Linked DNA regions of Mus musculus: all the other regions are linked to region 4. Evidence: chromatin loops called from intact Hi-C (ENCODE). Cell type or tissue: left cerebral cortex. All regions are shown on one strand. Region 1 holds the start of Ttc9b (tetratricopeptide repeat domain 9B). Region 2 has its middle 3.3 kb from the start of Zfp607b. Region 3 overlaps Sertad1 (SERTA domain containing 1). Region 4 holds the start of Akt2 (thymoma viral proto-oncogene 2).

Region 1 (4,000 bases), 63 kb after region 4:
ACCTCTGGAAGAGCAGTCAGTGCTCTTAACCACTGAGCCATCTCTCCAGCTCCCCCCACCCTTTTGTTGTTGTGGTTTTGTTTGTTTCTTTTTTGCCTGCATATGAGTATCTTGAAAAGAAATTCTAAGAGGATTTAAAATTTACACTCTTTGTTTGTGTGCATGTGCATGCTTGTGTGTGTGTGTGTGTGTGTGCATGTGTGTGTGCATGTGTGCGTGCGTGTGCATGTGTGTGCATGTGAGTGTGCATGTGAGTGTGCATGTGTGTGTGCGCGTGTGTGTGCATGTGTGTGTGCGTGCGTGTGTGTATGTGTGTGTGCGCGTGTGCGCGCGCGTGTGTGTGTATGTGCGTGAGTTTGTGTGTGTGTGTGCAGGTATATGTAGGAAGGGGTCAGATAACCACTTTGAGAGGCTGGTTCCACAGATGGAACTCACGTGGTGGCTACTGCTATGTTGCTGGCCCATAATGAACGAATTTCTTTCCTTTTCCCCCTCTTTTTTGAGTCAGGTGTAGCTCTGGCTGGCCCGGAAACCATAGAGTTCTGCTGCTTCTGCCTCCTAAGTGCAGGGATTGCAGGGGAGTGCCACCACAGCGCAGCCGCAGCCGCATTTTCTTGGTTGTCCTTATTGTACTGGTGGTCCTGGGCTGTCAGTGGGGACCCTTGTCACCTCCCCACTGGCTTTTCTGGAAATGGAAGGCAAGGGACAGAATGGCTAGGTTGCAGAGTTGCCTTTCCTCCAGGAAGTCCCCAGTCACACTTCAACCTAGAGCAAATGCCTCCTCTGACTTCTCCATGCTAGCCATGGCTCTCCTCCTGCGCTTCCCAGGATCAGCCACTTTGGGCTGTTACAGGTCTGTCTCTCCACTAGGCTGTGAACCTAGGAGATGTGGCTCTATCTAAATAATTCTTTCTCTCTCCTTTTCCCTCCCTTCTCCTTAATCTCCCACACCTACCTTTTCTTTGTAGTTCATGGCTGATCTGGAATTTCCTCGTTAGCACCAGATTAGCTTCAAACTTCTTTCCACTCTCCTGCCTCAGATGTCCGAGTGTGACTACAGGCAGGTGCTACCCCACTTGACTTCTGTTGTTGTTGTTTGTTTTTACATTGGCCCATCAACCCCCTCCCCCTGAACAGAAATTGAGCAATGGCTATTTGTTTATTACATAAAGAATCGATTCCAACGTATGTACTATTGTCCCGCACTATAGTACAATAGGTAATTTGAGGGGATTGTCCAAATCATAGAGTAATGAGAAACCAGTGTCTGAAGCCGGGCAGCTTGACTCCCAATCCTGTATTCTTATCCAACATGCCAAATGACTAGTGGGCTGAAAACCAGCTTTCCACAAAACTGATGTCTGCCCGCTCAGCCTTTTTCTTCTAGAAATCTCCGGGAGAACATGCAGTCGGGTGGGAGGGTAAGGACTGTGGGGACAAGGGAGAGGCGCCAGAACAACTAGACCCAGGCTGGTTTGAGGGTGAGCGAGGGGGAGTTTGGAGGGGTTTTTCTAGACCCATAGGGGGCAGCCGGAGACGGCAGCCAGAGATGTGGGGGCGGAGAAAGGGTGGGGACCGGCCCCGCGGGGGGCGATGCGGTAGCTGCAGCGGCGGCCGCAGGAGTTTCCCACAATGCAGCGCGGCGCGCTGTCCCCGGTGCTGATGCTCAGCGCTGCCCCGGAGCCTCCACCGCGCCCGCCTCCCGCCCTTTCCCCGCCGGGCCCCGGCTCAGCGCCTCGCCATGGCTCTGCTCGGTCGGGTCCTGCCCCAGAGCCGTCTGGGGGCCTGGCTGCGGCGCTCGACAGCAGCCTGCGGGCTGCCGTGGCGTTCAAGGCGGAGGGTCAGCGTTGCTACCGAGAGAAGAAGTTCCGAGAAGCCATTGGCAAGTACCACCGGGCACTGCTGCAGCTGAAGGCGGCTCAAGGGGCCCGCCCTGGCGGTCTGCCCACCCCCTCCCCGGGACCCACCACCAGCCCGGGGCCCGCCCGCCTCAGCGAGGAGCAGCGGCGCCTGGTGGAGAACACAGAGGTTGAATGTTACGACTCCCTCACTGGTACGGGGCCGTCGGGGGGCGCAGAGGACTCGGGTGAAACGGGTGGGTAGTGAGGGGGTAATCAGGAGGCTATAGAGCCTGTGGTGGCTGGAAGCTGAAGGAGTCAGGGCTGTGGTCTGGCGGGGAAGACTACAAAACTTGCTGAGGAAGAGAGTTGGGAGTAGATGAATAGGGCTTCTTGGATGGAGTAAGCAGGGGCTTGAATAATGAAACGGGCTCTGGACTTGGTCTTCTAAGCCCCACTTCCCTGACTCATTCTTTCCCCCGGTCTGCCACGCATGAGCCAAGGTTAGAAAGGCTTACCCTGCACCGGCTATTTCGTTCTTGGACCCTCCCTCTATAATTACTTGGGAAAACCTCCAGCTAATTGCTTCAGACTTGTCTGTCCTGCGCCCTCTAGCGGCGGCGCAGATAGCTCTTATACTAACAGGTTAGCTGATTAGTGTCTCCTGGTGGCCAGAGCAATCCCATATGCCCAGGGGAAGAGGTCAGGTTATTTGAGGTCATGTGAATCCTAGGGGATGCAGGCTGTGTCTGAGACTACAGGGTCTCTGCATCCCACAGCTTGCCTCCTGCAGTCGGAGCTGGTGAACTATGAGCGGGTGCGTGAGTACTGTCTCAAGGTGCTGGAGAAACAGCAGGGCAACTTCAAGGCCACCTATCGTGCCGGCATTGCCTTCTACCACTTGGGTGATTATGCACGTGCGCTGCGCTACCTACAGGAGGCCCGCAGCCGAGAGCCCACAGGTGAGTGGCAGGGCTGGGCTGGGCAGGGGGTTAGAACAGAGGAAACCTAGGCGGGAGGACCAGGGCAGAGCCAAGCCACCCCAGGGAAGTGCTGTTACCAGCTCCAGACAAGCTCTCTCTAGCTACCTAAGATTCCTCATACACTCATCCAGCACCCATCCACCGTCCCCAAAGGTATACTCACCTTGTTCCTCTGGCATTTCCCCAACCAACTCTCTTCATTGGGAATTGAACCTAGGGCCTCATGCATGCAAGGCAAGCACTCTACCAACTAGGCTACATCCCCAATGCTTTAGCCCATCCGTGTCCCTATCCACTCACCGACGATGGCCTTGAATATTTCTCCCCCCACACCCATATTCCTTCACTCCCTCCTGGTCACACTCAGCTCCTCTGTCACCTATGGCCCTCCACTCATCTGCTTGTAATGCTTGTTCTCTGCCCTCGGGAAGAGCAGTCAGGGTACTCATGTGTCCATGTGTGTGTAGACATGACACAACCCCATGGGGAGGGGACACAGCAGGAGCTAGATGTAGGGCTGTGGGAGCAAGGAGGCAAGATTAGCTTTCCCGTGAAGTGGTTTGCTGAGAACAGTTGTCACTTGGGGATGAGTGGAGGTGGGAGAGGAGCCTCTGCCGACAGAGCGACAGAGCGCGGCTGCTGCCGCTGCCACACGTGTGAGGTAGGAGGTGTGAAATCTCTCTGGGTGGCTGGTACAGCTGAGGTGCCGGGAGTGAGGTGCTGACTGTCCTGAGGACATAACTATCGGCTGCTGTCTCAGGACACCCAGATAATGTTCCCGTCCCTCCCCTGCAGACACCAATGTTCTCCGCTACATCCAGCTGACTCAGCTGAAGATGAACCGTTGCAGCCTCCAGAGGGAAGACAGTGATGGTGGCACTGGAGGCCCAGCTCGGAATGTCGTGGGCTGAGGCCAAGGGGCAGCCTCTACCTTAGTCCCTCCAACCCTACTGGGCACCTTCCCCTGACCTGCCCAGCTCGGAATGTCTGTCGTGGGCTGAGGCCAAGGGGCAGCCTCTACCTTAGTCCCACCAACCTCACCGGGCACCTTCCCCCGACTCATGCGTTTACTGGTAAAGCCGCTGCCACTGGCGCCTCCTTTGTGTGGTCTTATTGTGGGGATGAAGGACAGGTCTATACCTAGCTGTCACTTCTGCAGACACCCAGAGGCCCAGGGAG
Region 2 (4,000 bases), 95 kb after region 4:
AAATGGAATCTCAGGGAAACCTTTACCGTTTGTCCTTCCTTCTTCCTTCTCCTCTTTTCCTTTTGAGCCAGGGTCCCACTATGTATCCCTGGCTGTCCTGGAACTCACTTTGTAGAGTAGACTGACCTTGAATTCACAGAGATCTGCCTAGGATTAATGGCATATGCTGTACCAACAGACCTGGCAGGTGTATGTCTGCCTCCCTCTTTAAAGAAAAAAAAAATCTGTACTTTTATTTTCAATTATGTGTATGTTTATTTGTGTGTAGGTCTCTGCATACATATTCCAGAATATAGCATAGGCTCTCCAGGAGGTGAAGTGACAGAAAATTGTGAGTGATACAATGAGTGCTAGGAACCAAACTGGGGGTCCTCTGTGAGTGCAACGCCCCCTCTTAGATGCTCAGCCATCTCTCCAGATCCACTTTTCTTTCTTCCCTCCTTCCTTCCTTCCTTCCTTCCTTCCTTCCTTCCTTCCTTCCTCCCTCCCTCTCTCCCTCTCCTCTCTCTCTCTTCTCTCTCTCTCTCTTTCTCCTCCTCTTCCTCCTCCTCCTCCTCCTTCTTTTTCTTTTTGTTTCTGAGACCAGTATCTCAGGTTGACCCTGAACTCCTGGCTGTTCAGCTTCAGTCTTCCCCACTCTGGGATGCTGGGATTGCAGGCACTTCCATACTCAGCTGGACAGGTGCTTTTTCATTATGCATACGTGTGTGCTTACACAGGATATTTGCATGTGTCTGTGTGTGAATCCTCATATATCTTGCTCGCTTTTCTCCATATAACCGTGGAAGTCCTGGAACTCATTCTGTAGACCAGACTTACCTACAAACTCAGGGCTGTGCCTGCTTCTGTCTCCTGATTGCTCGTTAAAGGGTATGTACCACCACTGCCCAGCTATCTTACTTATTTTTCATAGGTTTCTTCATGTTTCTCCGTATTTTTTCTTTAAACTTGTTATTAATATTGTTGTTAGTATTCTTTGAAGTTTTTTTTTTTAATTTATTGATTATATGTAAGTACACTGTAACTGTCTTCAGACACTCCAGAAGAGGGAGTCAGATCTCACTTCGGATGGTTGTGAGCCACCATGTGGTTGCTGGGATTTGGAAGAGCAGTCGGGTGCTCTTACCCACTGAGCCATCTCACCAGCCCCTTCTTTGAAGTTTTTAAAAGATAGAGTCTACTTAGCCCGAGCTGGCCTCAAACTCCCGATTCTCTTGCCTAGTTCTCCTGAGTATTGAGACTGCCATTGGTTGTGTTCTGCCATGTCTGGCTCCTCTTTTTAGAAACAAGTATGTGTGTGTGCATGCACATGTGCACACGCTTCCGTATCCTATCCCTCCTCCCCATGTGTGGTGATCAGAGGACAACTTCCTGGGTTGTGCTTTCTCCCCCTCCATGTGGTGCCAGGAATGGAACTTAGGCTGTCAGACTTGGCTTCAGGGCACCTTTATCTACTTAACTGTCTCACTCCCCTGTTTATATTGCTTTAATACTGGCAGAGCTACCTTGTTTGGAGGTTTTTAATTTGTTTCACTGTCCCCACGATTTGCCTGTTGAACTTACAAAGGCACTTCCTAGCAGAGCTCTCCAGTCCTAGAATCAGTGAAAAACAGCAAAACCTTGATTGTCCCCAGTGCCAGCTTCTTCCTTCTCCCTTCTGGGGATGGGGGGGGGGGCGGGACGCAGACAAACACTAACCTTGACAATCTCCTCCTCTTTGTCCTTTTCTCCCCTCACCTCCATCCTTCTGCTTGATGATATCTGTAAAGGGATGGAGATCCGTTTGCGGACTACTGACCAACAATGAACCCTTCTCTTTGCTTTTATCCTTGGACTCCTAATGCCACCTAGTGGCCATTATGTGCAATGGCAGGTTTCTAGATTTAAAAATGAAAAAACAGTAAAAATTTATCTCATCCATTTTAAGTGGGTCAAGTACCCGTGAGCAGATTATCTGGTGGTTCTGTTTTAAAGACATTGTCCAGATCTCCAGTCATCAGACCGCTTGACTGGTTCTAAGGGATCCCATAAGAGGGTCTCATTCCCACACCTGGAAGACAGTGCTGCTCTTGGCCAGAGGCCTCAGCTCTGCCCAGAGAAGCCTCCCCCTAGCAGCCCAGTGCTGTGTCTGATTCCCCCAGAGCAAGAGAACCTCCATAAGGAAGGAGAAAGCTGACTCATCTATTTTTAGTGTAAAACGTTTAATTGAAAAACGCTCACTGGGTGTGGTGTGCTTCACTTTCATTAAATATACAGAGAAGATTGTAGAACTCCCCCGGACAAACTGGTCAAATCTTTAAAGGTACACCCTCCACACACCTTAGAGACCAATACCATGGGACCAGAGTACCCAGGCCCACTGAGCAGGGTTCGGCTCATGTCCACCTTGCAGGTAGTTCTTTCTCTCCATGAGGTGGGGTTAGGGTAAGGAAATCCTCTAGTCCAGGCTTTTAAGATGTTTAATTTTTAGAGCGTTTTAAATTTTTCTTTGTGTCAGCCTCCACAGCAGTCCATGTGAGCACTAGCCATGTAAGCACGGGTGTGCTTGGGAGCCGAGAGTGAGCGTCAGACACCCTGGACCTGGAATTTAACGTGGTACATGGTGTGTAAGTTGCTTGGCATAGGTCTTGGGAGTTGAGCTTGGGTCCTCCTCAGGTCTGCTGGAGGATCAGCTGCTGAGCCACCTCTCCTGCCCTGGTAGTGTCATTATTAAAGAGTTGCAGGTTTGCTGTTTAAGGCAATGCTGAAGCGGATTGTCTTTTTAAAACTAAGATTATTATGCAGAAGGGTGGTGGTGTAGGCCTTCAATCCCAGCACTTGGGAGGCAGAGGCAGGTTGGTCTATGTGACTATACAGAGAAACTCTAAAAACAACCAAAGAGTTGATTAGAACGGTTATTAAATCCATGGATAGACCACAGTGTGGCAGAGGCTGTAGGAGAATCAGGCCCACTAGGCAGATGGAAGGAAGCATATTTGTTTTGTTTCTTTGATTGATTTTTTTTCAAGACAGGGTTTCTCTGTGTAGCCCTGGCTGTTGAAACTCACTCTGTAGACCAGACTGGTCTTGAACTCAGAGATCAGCCTGATGCTGCCTCCCAAGTGCAGGGATTAAGGCATGGACAACACCGTCCAGCACTGTGAGGGCCCCTTCTTATACTTATTACAGGGAGATACCCCATGGCATGTGATTGTCAGGTAACCTACAGTGTGTGCTTGTAGTTGGGTTTCTGATTCCTGGACACCAGGTGGTAAGGAGGGAGTCTGTTAACCTGGGGCCCACATGGAGAGGGTGCTAAGAGTTTCAGGGAAGAAGTCTAGGAAAACAAACTCCTGGAGGGGAGATATAAGGTGGCTTTGTCACATGGAATGAGGGACTCCACTCTGGTCTGTCGGGCCTCATGTCCTCGATTATTATAAAATGAACTATTTTTAAAATATAAATGTATTTATATCACAGTGTGAAGTAATCTGGTGGTTGCATTTCTTTTAACTTTTGTTAGTCCCCAGTAACCACACAGAGAAACAAAGCTGCACCCAGATACTGGGCAATTATTGATCTATTAATCCTAATCTGGGCAATTATTGATCTATTACATCCTAATCTGGGCAATTATTGATCTATTAATCCTAATCTGGGCAATTATTGATCTATTAATCCTAATCTGGGCAATTATTGATCTATTAATCCTAATCTGGGCAATTATTGATCTATTAATCCTAATCTGGGCAATTATTGATCTATTAATCCTAATCTGGGCAATTATTGATCTATTAATTCTAATCTGGGCAATTATTGATCTATTAATCCTAATCTGGGCAATTATTGATCTATTAATCCTAATCTGGCTACCTGCTCCATCCCACGTTGCTTGCATATTATCACAGATCTGGTTCTTTGGGATTCAGATGTTTTTTTCTCATGGCATCTTTTCAGACCCTCTCCTCCTCCTGGTGATCTGAAACTCCCTCTCTCATTCCTCCCCCTGGCTGGGAGACGT
Region 3 (4,000 bases), 100 kb before region 4:
ACTCAGTTGGTAGAATGTTTGCCTTACATGCAGGAGGCCCAGGAAGTTCCATCCCCAGCATCAAATACACCAAGTATGGTGGCACACACCTGTAATCCCAGCGCTGGGAAGGGGAAGAAGGGAAGAGCAGAAGCTGCCTACATAGCACGTTTGGGGGCAGGTCAGCCTGAGTTACACGGGACCCTGTCCCGTTAGAAACAAATAAGAATTTGCTTAGAAAACCTAGACCTGGAGGTTAATCGACTGGTCAGGATCCCACAGACAGCAGTTGTCAGAGCTGGGTGTGAACTGAGTATTGGCTTCCCATAACTGAATGGCTCCTTCCTCCCTGCAGAGGATGCTGAGCAAAGGTCTGAAGCGCAAGCGGGAGGAGGAGGAGACGATGGAAGCCCTCTCCGTGGACTCGTGCTGGTTGGATCCGAGCCACCCGGCAGTGGCGCAGACCCCGCCGACGGTGGCTTCTAGCTCCCTCTTTGACCTCTCAGTGGTCAAGCTCCACCACAGCCTGCGGCAGAGCGAGCCGGACCTCCGGCACCTGGTGCTTGTGGTGAACACACTGAGGCGCATCCAGGCGTCCATGGAACCCGCACCTGTCCTGCCGCCTGAGCCCATCCAGCCCCCAGCCCCTTCTGTGGCAGACAGCCTTCTGGCTAGCTCAGATGCTGGCCTCTCAGCCTCCATGGCCAGCCTCCTGGAAGATCTCAACCACATTGAGGACCTGAACCAGGCCCCCCAACCCCAAGCAGATGAGGGGCCTCCAGGCCGCTCCATCGGGGGGATCTCACCCAACCTGGGTGCCTTGGACTTGCTAGGCCCAGCCACTGGCTGTCTGCTGGACGATGGACTGGAGGGCCTGTTTGAGGACATCGATACCTCCATGTACGACAGTGAACTTTGGTTACCAGCCTCTGAGGGTCTCAAGCCCGGCCCTGAGAATGGCCCAGCCAAGGAGGAGCCTCCAGAGTTGGATGAGGCGGAGTTGGACTACCTCATGGATGTACTAGTAGGCACACAGGCACTGGAAAGGCCACCAGGGCCTGGGCGCTGACCCTTAGGACCCAGGGAGAATTGACTTGGATCTGAGTTGAGCCTGGTGGTGACACCAACCCACTTTGACACGACACAGGTGGCGTCCCCTCACAGAGGAGAGCCAGGGTCACTTTGGAGAGACTGTACTGAGTCCTGGGAACTTCACATCCATCCACCTGTCTTGACCAGTGAAGGAGTTGGAAATGAGCCCCGAGTGGTGAAATGACAGGGCCCAGTGACAGTAATGGTGTTTGGGCCAGGCTGGGGTTGAACTGGGATAATAGTTTGGGCTATCCCATCCCATTATCCCCAGTGTGGGAAGAGACCTCATAATTTTTTGAAATTAAAACCAGCTTTGGGAAATACCAAGTGTGTGTGCTTCTTTGCATCTGTGCCGATCAAGGATAAAATAACATCAAACTTGTAATCCCGTGACACTCCCACGGTTATAGTGGAATAAATTGCACTCCCGGTATGAGATATCTTTGAGCAAAGGGTGGGAGCTTTCAGGAGGTCTCTCAAAATAAAACCACTAAGTTTAGTGGAGAGAAGGCAGGACCTTCAGGGGCAGGCAGCTGGCTTTCCATCTAGAAGCTATCCAGGTCCGGGCAAGCCGGGGCCACCTGCCTGCCTGAGCGGAGCATTGGGCCTGGCCGGAGCCGGGTGTCTGCGGCCGCCCCCGCGGTCCAGCTGCATTCCTGGCCTGGCTGGGAGGGGCCGCACACTCACAGCCCTGGCACGGGACCCAGGCTGCGTCCTTCCTGGCGGCCGTGGGGGCAGGGCAGGGCAGGGCCCCGAGAGCGGAAGGATGGTGGGGAGGGCAGGGAGGGAGGAGCTGGGGCGGGGTTGGGGGGGGGGGGGAATGACTGCCACCCAAAGGGCAGGATGGGTCCAGAATCTGGGGACTGTGACACGAGAGGGCCACTCCTGGGCCTCCCCAGGGGCCGGAAGCTCCAAGACTGCGGACGGGGTGGGGCTGGAGAGGCGGGAGCTGCACGCAGCCCCAGGGGCCTGGAAGGGGTAGGCGGAGCTTGGTTTCCTGGAGGAACAGAGGAAGCTGTGCCCATTTCTGGAAGTGACTGAGGCGGGCCACCGAGAGAAACAGATGGACATGGCTTCAGGCTAGCTGGTGCCAAGTTAAGGACCCTCCAGACTCCTGAACCCAAACCCTCCTGGAGACTCCTGTGCCTAGACCATAGGACATCGACGGCCCCTAGCTGAGGCTGAGACCTAAGGAGCCCGGGCTGAGCTCTGCGGCCCCCCCTTGTGACTGGTTAGGGAACTACGATGTAACCGTGATCAGTCTGGTGTGGGGGCCTCTCTCGCTTTTTATTTTTTTAGAGGAGTCTTCTGTATCCTAGGCTGGCCTCTAGCTCACTCTGTAGTGGAGGCTGGCTTTGAACTCCTGATCCTTCTGCCTTTACTTCCTTACAAGCTGGAATTACAGGCATGTGCAACTGTGGTTTTTGAGACATGCTTTCACTACATACACCAGCAGGCTGGCCTTGAATTTATTATGTAGCCCAGGCTGGCCTTGTTACTGCTTTGTGCCCCACTAGCCCAGGTATTAATTATGCTTTGTTGTTGTTGTTGGGTTGTTTGTTTGGGTGGTTGTTTTTTGTTTGTTTATTTGGTTGGTTGGGTTTTTTTTTTTGGAGGGGTTGGTTGGTGTTTTGTTTTGTTTTGTTTTGTTTTTGGTATTTCTGATTGTCCTGAAACTCTCTAAGGATGACCTTGAATTCATAGTGCTTTACCTGTCTCTGTCTCCAGAATGCTGGCATTAAAGCTGTGTGCCACCACAGGTGGCTGTTTGCTTTTTGAACAGGGTGTCCATAATGGAGTCTAGACAGACCTTGAACTCATGTCAGTCCACCTGCCTCAGCCTCCAGCTGAGATGTACCTTTCACACAGGGTCAGGTACACAGTAGGTGTCCCTAAATACTGAAATAAAGAGGGAGGAGAAGGTGGCTGAAGACAGTTTATGTTGGTGGCTAATGCCTGTGGAGGGGAGCTGCCCTGGGGTGTCATAGCCTGAATAAATACACAAAGGCTGCCTGAAAAGAAGTCACAGCACCAGCCAGGGCTGGCACTTAGCTTGGAATGCAGTGGGCCCTGGAATCTGCTGGCTGAGGAGGCGTGTCCTTCTGGAGTAGGTCCTGAGCATCGGCTGTACCAGAGTCCACACAGCCATCCTGAGCTCAGATGTCTGGAGAAAGGGATGGGACCTTAGATACAAGCGTATCATAAAGGCCCCAGGATGACGGTACTGACACGGGCGGTGCCTTTTGTACAGAACGTGAGCTCTTTCCTTTCGGCACTTGACCTTCATCGGCAGAGATGTAAATGCGTGGTATCTGGGACATGCCTCTTAAAAACTGAGCACATGCACAGCATGCAATGCACAGCATGCAATGCAGCCTGGGCAGCTATAGCTAAGAGGAGAAAACAGGGGCCAGGGAGAAAACAGGGAGCACCAGCCAGCAGGGGAAATGTAACGATGGCACAGACATTGTCGAAGTGATGAGCTTCAACCAAAGTGCAGGAAAGACAGGAGGCGATTGAAAGCTGGATCTCTTAGGTCTGCTTATTAATCTGTTGATTGTGGTGTTAGAAGCCTAACCTAGGGCTTCCTACATGCTCGAAATAACACTGTACCACTGAGCCATACTCCCAGCCTCCCATGCCCTCCTCCCCACTTTCTGAGACGGGCTTTCTCTGTGTAGCCCCGGATATCCTAAAACTTACTCTATAGACCAGGCTGACCTCAAACTCAGAGATATGCCTGCCTCTGCCTCCTGAGTGCTAAAATTAATGGTGGCTGTCACCATGCCCCACTTTACCTTTTATTTTGAGACATACAATAGTCTTTGTAGTCTTCGCTGCCATTGAACTCTTAATCCTCCTGCCTCAGCCTCTCAACCAGTTGGAATTACAGCCCTGCACCACTAGACCTGGTTCCCACCTGGGTTTA
Region 4 (4,000 bases):
AAACTGAACATGAAGATTTGAACTTGTTTATTTGCATGATTTTGTAGGAGTTTCTGGGTCAGTAGAGTAGCAAGCCATCTTCATAGGTCACCTCAGAATGCTTATAGGAAGAACCATTTTATCTCTTAAAAAGAATCTGGGGTCTCTTAGTTTAAGTGTTTTGTCTGTGTGTGTGTGTACCATGTGCACGGTTGGTGCTCTCAAAGATCAGAAGAGAGTTGTAAACTGGTATGTGGGTGTTGGAAATAGAACCAAGGTTATCTTCAAGAGTAATAAGTGGGGGCTGGTGAGATGGCTCAGCGGTTAAGAGCACCGACTGCTCTTCCAGAGGTCCTGAGTTCAAATCCCAGCAACCACATGGTGGCTCACAACCATCCGTAATGAGATCTGATGCCCTCCTTTGGTGTGTCTGAAGACAGCTACAGTGTACTCATATAAATATAATAAATCTTTAAAATAAATAAATAAAACAATAAATTAAAAAAAGAGTAATAAGTGTTCTTAACTTGTGGCAGGATCTCAGTGTAGCCCTGGCTTGGCTGGAGCTCCCAGGGATCCGCCTGCCCCTGCCTCCCGAGTGTTGGGATTAAAGATTTACTGCACTTTATAGTGTGTTTGTGTGCCGTGGTGTACATGTGAGGTCAGAGAACAATTGGAGGGTGTCTGTTCTCCTTCCACCATATTAGTCCCAAGGGATTACATTTAGGTTATTAGGCTTGGCAAACAGGTATGTACACCCGCTGAGGCACCTGTGAGCCCCTCATATGACCTGGGTAAAGTGGCATCTCTGTAATCCCAGCACTTGCCTAGGCTGGCATAGGAGGATTTTTATGAGCTCAAGGCTACATGGCTTTTTCCCAAAACGAAAACATTTCCCTCTGCTTACAGAAAAACAAACAAACGAAAAAAAAAAAAAGGTATGTGGGATCTGAGAGCTGAAGTTCAGTTCTCTGGGGATCAGGGGTTGTTCTTAACTGCTAAGCCCCCCAGCCACCCATTAATGTTGAAATAAAATACTAATAAAAAAGCCTCCAGCAAGCCGGGCGTGGTGGCGCACGCCTTTAATCCCAGCACTCTGGAGGCAGAGGCAGAGGCAGGCGGATTTCTGAGTTCGAGGCCAGCCTGGTCTACAGAGTGAGTTCCAGGACAGCCAGGGCTACATGGAGAAACCCTGTCTCGAGAAACCCTGTCTCGAAAAACCAAAAAAAAAAAAAAAAAAAAAAAAAAGCCTCCAGCTTTTGCAAGGACTTGAGTCTGGCTGGGAGCTCCCCATGGCGCTGACTACAGTGGTCAGAAGCTGTAGCTCCAGTCTGATGCTCTCCTCTCTGGCTCCTCACTTGCATCTACTCCATCCCCAATAATTAAGGGAAACCTTGAAATTTCAAGGTCTTACTATGAATCCCAATCTGGCATGGAATTCTTAGTCCTCTTGTTTCAGGGTCTGCAGAGGTGGGTTACAGCCGTGCAACCTATATACCTTTTTTTCTGTGAGCGATTTTCTGTGGTTTTAAGTCTTACATGGGCTCAAGTTACTCCATATGAGAAATTATAAGTCCCACATTTATTTAGATATATATCATGTGCAAGTGACATTAATATTTTGAAGTCACAGTTTAATAAGAACTGTTTTCGTAAGATAATCCAAGGTTATTTGTGTTTTGAAGATGTGGATTCTTGAGATGTGGATACAGAAGTCAGCCCATAGTTACAGAAGAGGATATTCTAATGTGGGGTTATGTGGCTCAAAGCTTGAGTGCAACATCTTTTTTTTTTTTTGAGACAAGGTCTAGCTGGCCTGCCCCAACATCCAGAATGATGCAGTAACAGACCTGTTGCCATACCCTGCTTTGTGCTTGATCTTAACTAACTTGTTTTGGGTCTCTATAAGTAAGCATCTAGGAGCCTGGCAGTGGCAGGCCAGGCCTTTAATCCTATTGCTCAGAAGGCAGAAGCAGGCAGATCTCTGAGTTCAAGACAGCTTGGTCTACAGGGCGAGTTTCAGGACAGCCAGGGCTATACACAGAAACCCTGTCTCGAAAAACCAAAAAAAAAAAAAAAGTCAGGCTGGTAAGATGGCTCAGCGGTTAAGAACACTAACTGCTCTTCCAGAGGTCCTGAGTTCAAGTCCCAGCAATCACATGGTGGCTCACTACCATCTATAAGGGGATCTGATGCCCTCTTCTGGCCTGCAGATCAGAGCACTCATACATTAAGTTAAAAAAAAAAAAAAAAAAAAAAAGAAAGAAAAAAAGAAAGTCTAGGACAGTGTTTCTCAGTCTACCTAATGTGACTCTTTAATACAGTTCCTCATGTGGTGATCCCCCAAACATAAAATTATTTTCGTTGTCACTTCATAACTAATTTTGCTATTCTTATGAATCATAATGTAAATATCTGAATTTTCCGATGATCTTAGGCAACCCCTGTGAGAGGTTCCCAAGTGAAGAACCGCTGGTCTAGGAACTAGGAAGGCAGGAAAGAGAAGAATAAAACAAGATCAAAGCATATGTAAATAAAGCCCTTTGATTGCCGGGAAGTAATCACTGGGCCTTCGGGGAAAGCCTACTTGTTGGTGTCCTACTGCGCATGTGTAATGCTACCCCCCCCTCCGCCCCCCCAGCTCAGAACGGGGCTCTTAAAAAAAATAAATAAATAAAAAGTTAACGTGACGGGTGCCTAAAGTACGCAGGCGCGCTGCCTTGAGCCTGCCTGCCTCCTAGTTCCTGCGCTTGCGGTCTGATGTTTTCTGAGGCCATTCCCTTGGTCTACTACGTCAGTTCCTGTTTGTGGCTGGAAAAGGCGGTATTTCCGGCCAGCGGGTGGGAGGGGGCTGTGAGTGGGGGCTGGGGGCTGGGGGGAGGGGGCGGGGGGGCCCGCGCTGCGCGAGCCGTTGGGCCTGACTCCGAGAAGGCGTCGCCGCCGCCAGCACTGCCGCCGTTGCTGCCGCCAGTTCATAAATAAGGAGCGGGAACGAGCTCAGCGTGGCGATGGGCGGGGGTAGAGCCCGGCCGGAGAGGCTGGGCGGCCGCCGGTGACAGGTGAGTACGCCAGCGCGTGTCCCCAAGCGCCCTCCCCTCCGCGATGGTCGCGTCCTGGCCCCCCGTGGGGCCTCGCTGGGCCGTACCACCCGTGCCCGCCTGGCGGGGACCACGGACCTGGAGGCTCCCCCCCTCTTCCGGAACGGAGTGGGGGCGCCTGCTGCGGGGCTGGGGGGGACAAACCCAGAGGGACGCGGGGCGGGTGCCGTGGTCCATACCACTGCGGCGGCGGGGGGAGCTCTCTCTGAGTGTGCGGGCTGGGGGCTGCCCTCGGGGACATCGGGGGAGACAGCTCCTTCTCTGTGGTGCCAGCCTGTCCAGCTTTTGAGGCGCTCACCGTGTCAAGTGCCGCTTGGGTGCTTTGGGAGCCGTTCCTATAGTGCACTTAGAGGGATGGGAGCTTCTGGAGAGGGGTCTGGGCCCAGGGTGGCCGTGTTGGGGCAGTCAGGGTAGTACCACCTAGACACGAGAGAGCAGTCTTTGTACTTAGAGGAGAACAGGGTCGGGTGGAGGGCTGTGATGTTTATCATCTTTGAGGCACAGGGTGCTGGGAGGCCCGAGTGAGTGTTAAGGGGCGTACTTTTAGGGGTGTGATACTGAGTGGGCGAGGAGCGCTTTTCTCTTCCTGTAATATGCAGGGGTGGGCGTTTACACTCAGCTCACCCTTTCTTGAACTTCTTTATGACTTTGGGGAAAACGGGATCGTTACTGGGCTGCTTTTTATCATGGGGTTGTCCACTCACCACTCCAGAACCCTCTCAGATTATTTCTCTTTAAGGTGTGTGGGACATCCTTTGGCAAGTTCTTTGCTTCCGGGGGTGGAGATGTGTTTTAGAAGTCACTGAAGTTTTCTGATCTCTAGTCTGGCTCCCTACTAGGAAAGGGAGGGGCTATCGGGCTTGGATAAGGAGAAGTGCCTCTGGACCTGCCTGTCACCTTTTGGGCGGAAGGTGTGTTTTAAG

The links. A loop is a pair of places that touch in the nucleus more often than their neighbours do. Peaks named below come from ENCODE experiments on the same cell type or tissue, not always from the same donor. Only the 100,000 strongest peaks of a DNase experiment are listed, where the experiment ranks them.
Region 1: it touches region 4 in a loop (7-fold over the local background); 6 of 42 quality-filtered maps call a loop at or near these places.
Region 2: a loop joins it to region 4, with 6 times the contacts of the local background. A loop is called at or near these places in 6 of 42 quality-filtered maps.
Region 3: it touches region 4 in a loop (2.1-fold over the local background); 4 of 42 quality-filtered maps call a loop at or near these places.

Annotation. Positions count from the first base shown.
Region 1 is chr7:27,652,295-27,656,294 of GRCm38, forward strand. It overlaps Ttc9b (tetratricopeptide repeat domain 9B), which reads left to right and starts at 1,630. Exons shown (of 3, transcript NM_028417.1): 1 at 1,630-2,053; 2 at 2,618-2,800; 3 at 3,617-3,913. The coding sequence starts at 1,633. The coding sequence ends at 3,732. It overlaps Gm38973 (a long non-coding RNA gene), which reads right to left and starts at 1,938. Exons shown (of 3, transcript XR_881908.3): 1 at 956-1,938. In left cerebral cortex, CTCF peaks have their summits at 1,781, 1,985 and 2,465 (motif pointing left); DNase peaks (open chromatin) are centred at 1,519, 1,953, 2,450 and 3,452; H3K4me3 peaks cover 3,205 bases; H3K27ac peaks cover 3,515 bases.
Region 2 is chr7:27,684,063-27,688,062 of GRCm38, forward strand. It overlaps a transcript of Zfp607b not described here. Among named protein-coding and RNA genes, the nearest start is that of Zfp607b, 3.3 kb to the right of the region's middle. In left cerebral cortex, CTCF peaks have their summits at 1,037 (motif pointing right) and 1,847 (motif pointing left); a DNase peak (open chromatin) is centred at 1,790.
Region 3 is chr7:27,488,919-27,492,918 of GRCm38, forward strand. Sertad1 (SERTA domain containing 1) reads left to right here. Exons shown (of 2, transcript NM_018820.4): 2 at 335-1,396. The coding sequence starts at 338. The coding sequence ends at 1,048. Among named protein-coding and RNA genes, the nearest start is that of Gm38972, 4.0 kb to the left of the region's middle. In left cerebral cortex, a CTCF peak has its summit at 2,293; DNase peaks (open chromatin) are centred at 1,532, 1,725, 2,086 and 2,238; H3K4me3 peaks cover 1,126 bases; H3K27ac peaks cover 1,925 bases.
Region 4 is chr7:27,588,842-27,592,841 of GRCm38, forward strand. Akt2 (thymoma viral proto-oncogene 2) reads left to right here and starts at 2,711. Exons shown (of 14, transcript NM_001110208.2): 1 at 2,711-3,038. It also overlaps the pseudogene Gm18046. In left cerebral cortex, CTCF peaks have their summits at 2,168 (motif pointing left) and 3,143; DNase peaks (open chromatin) are centred at 2,090, 2,736, 3,112, 3,669 and 1 more place; H3K4me3 peaks cover 1,703 bases; H3K27ac peaks cover 2,136 bases.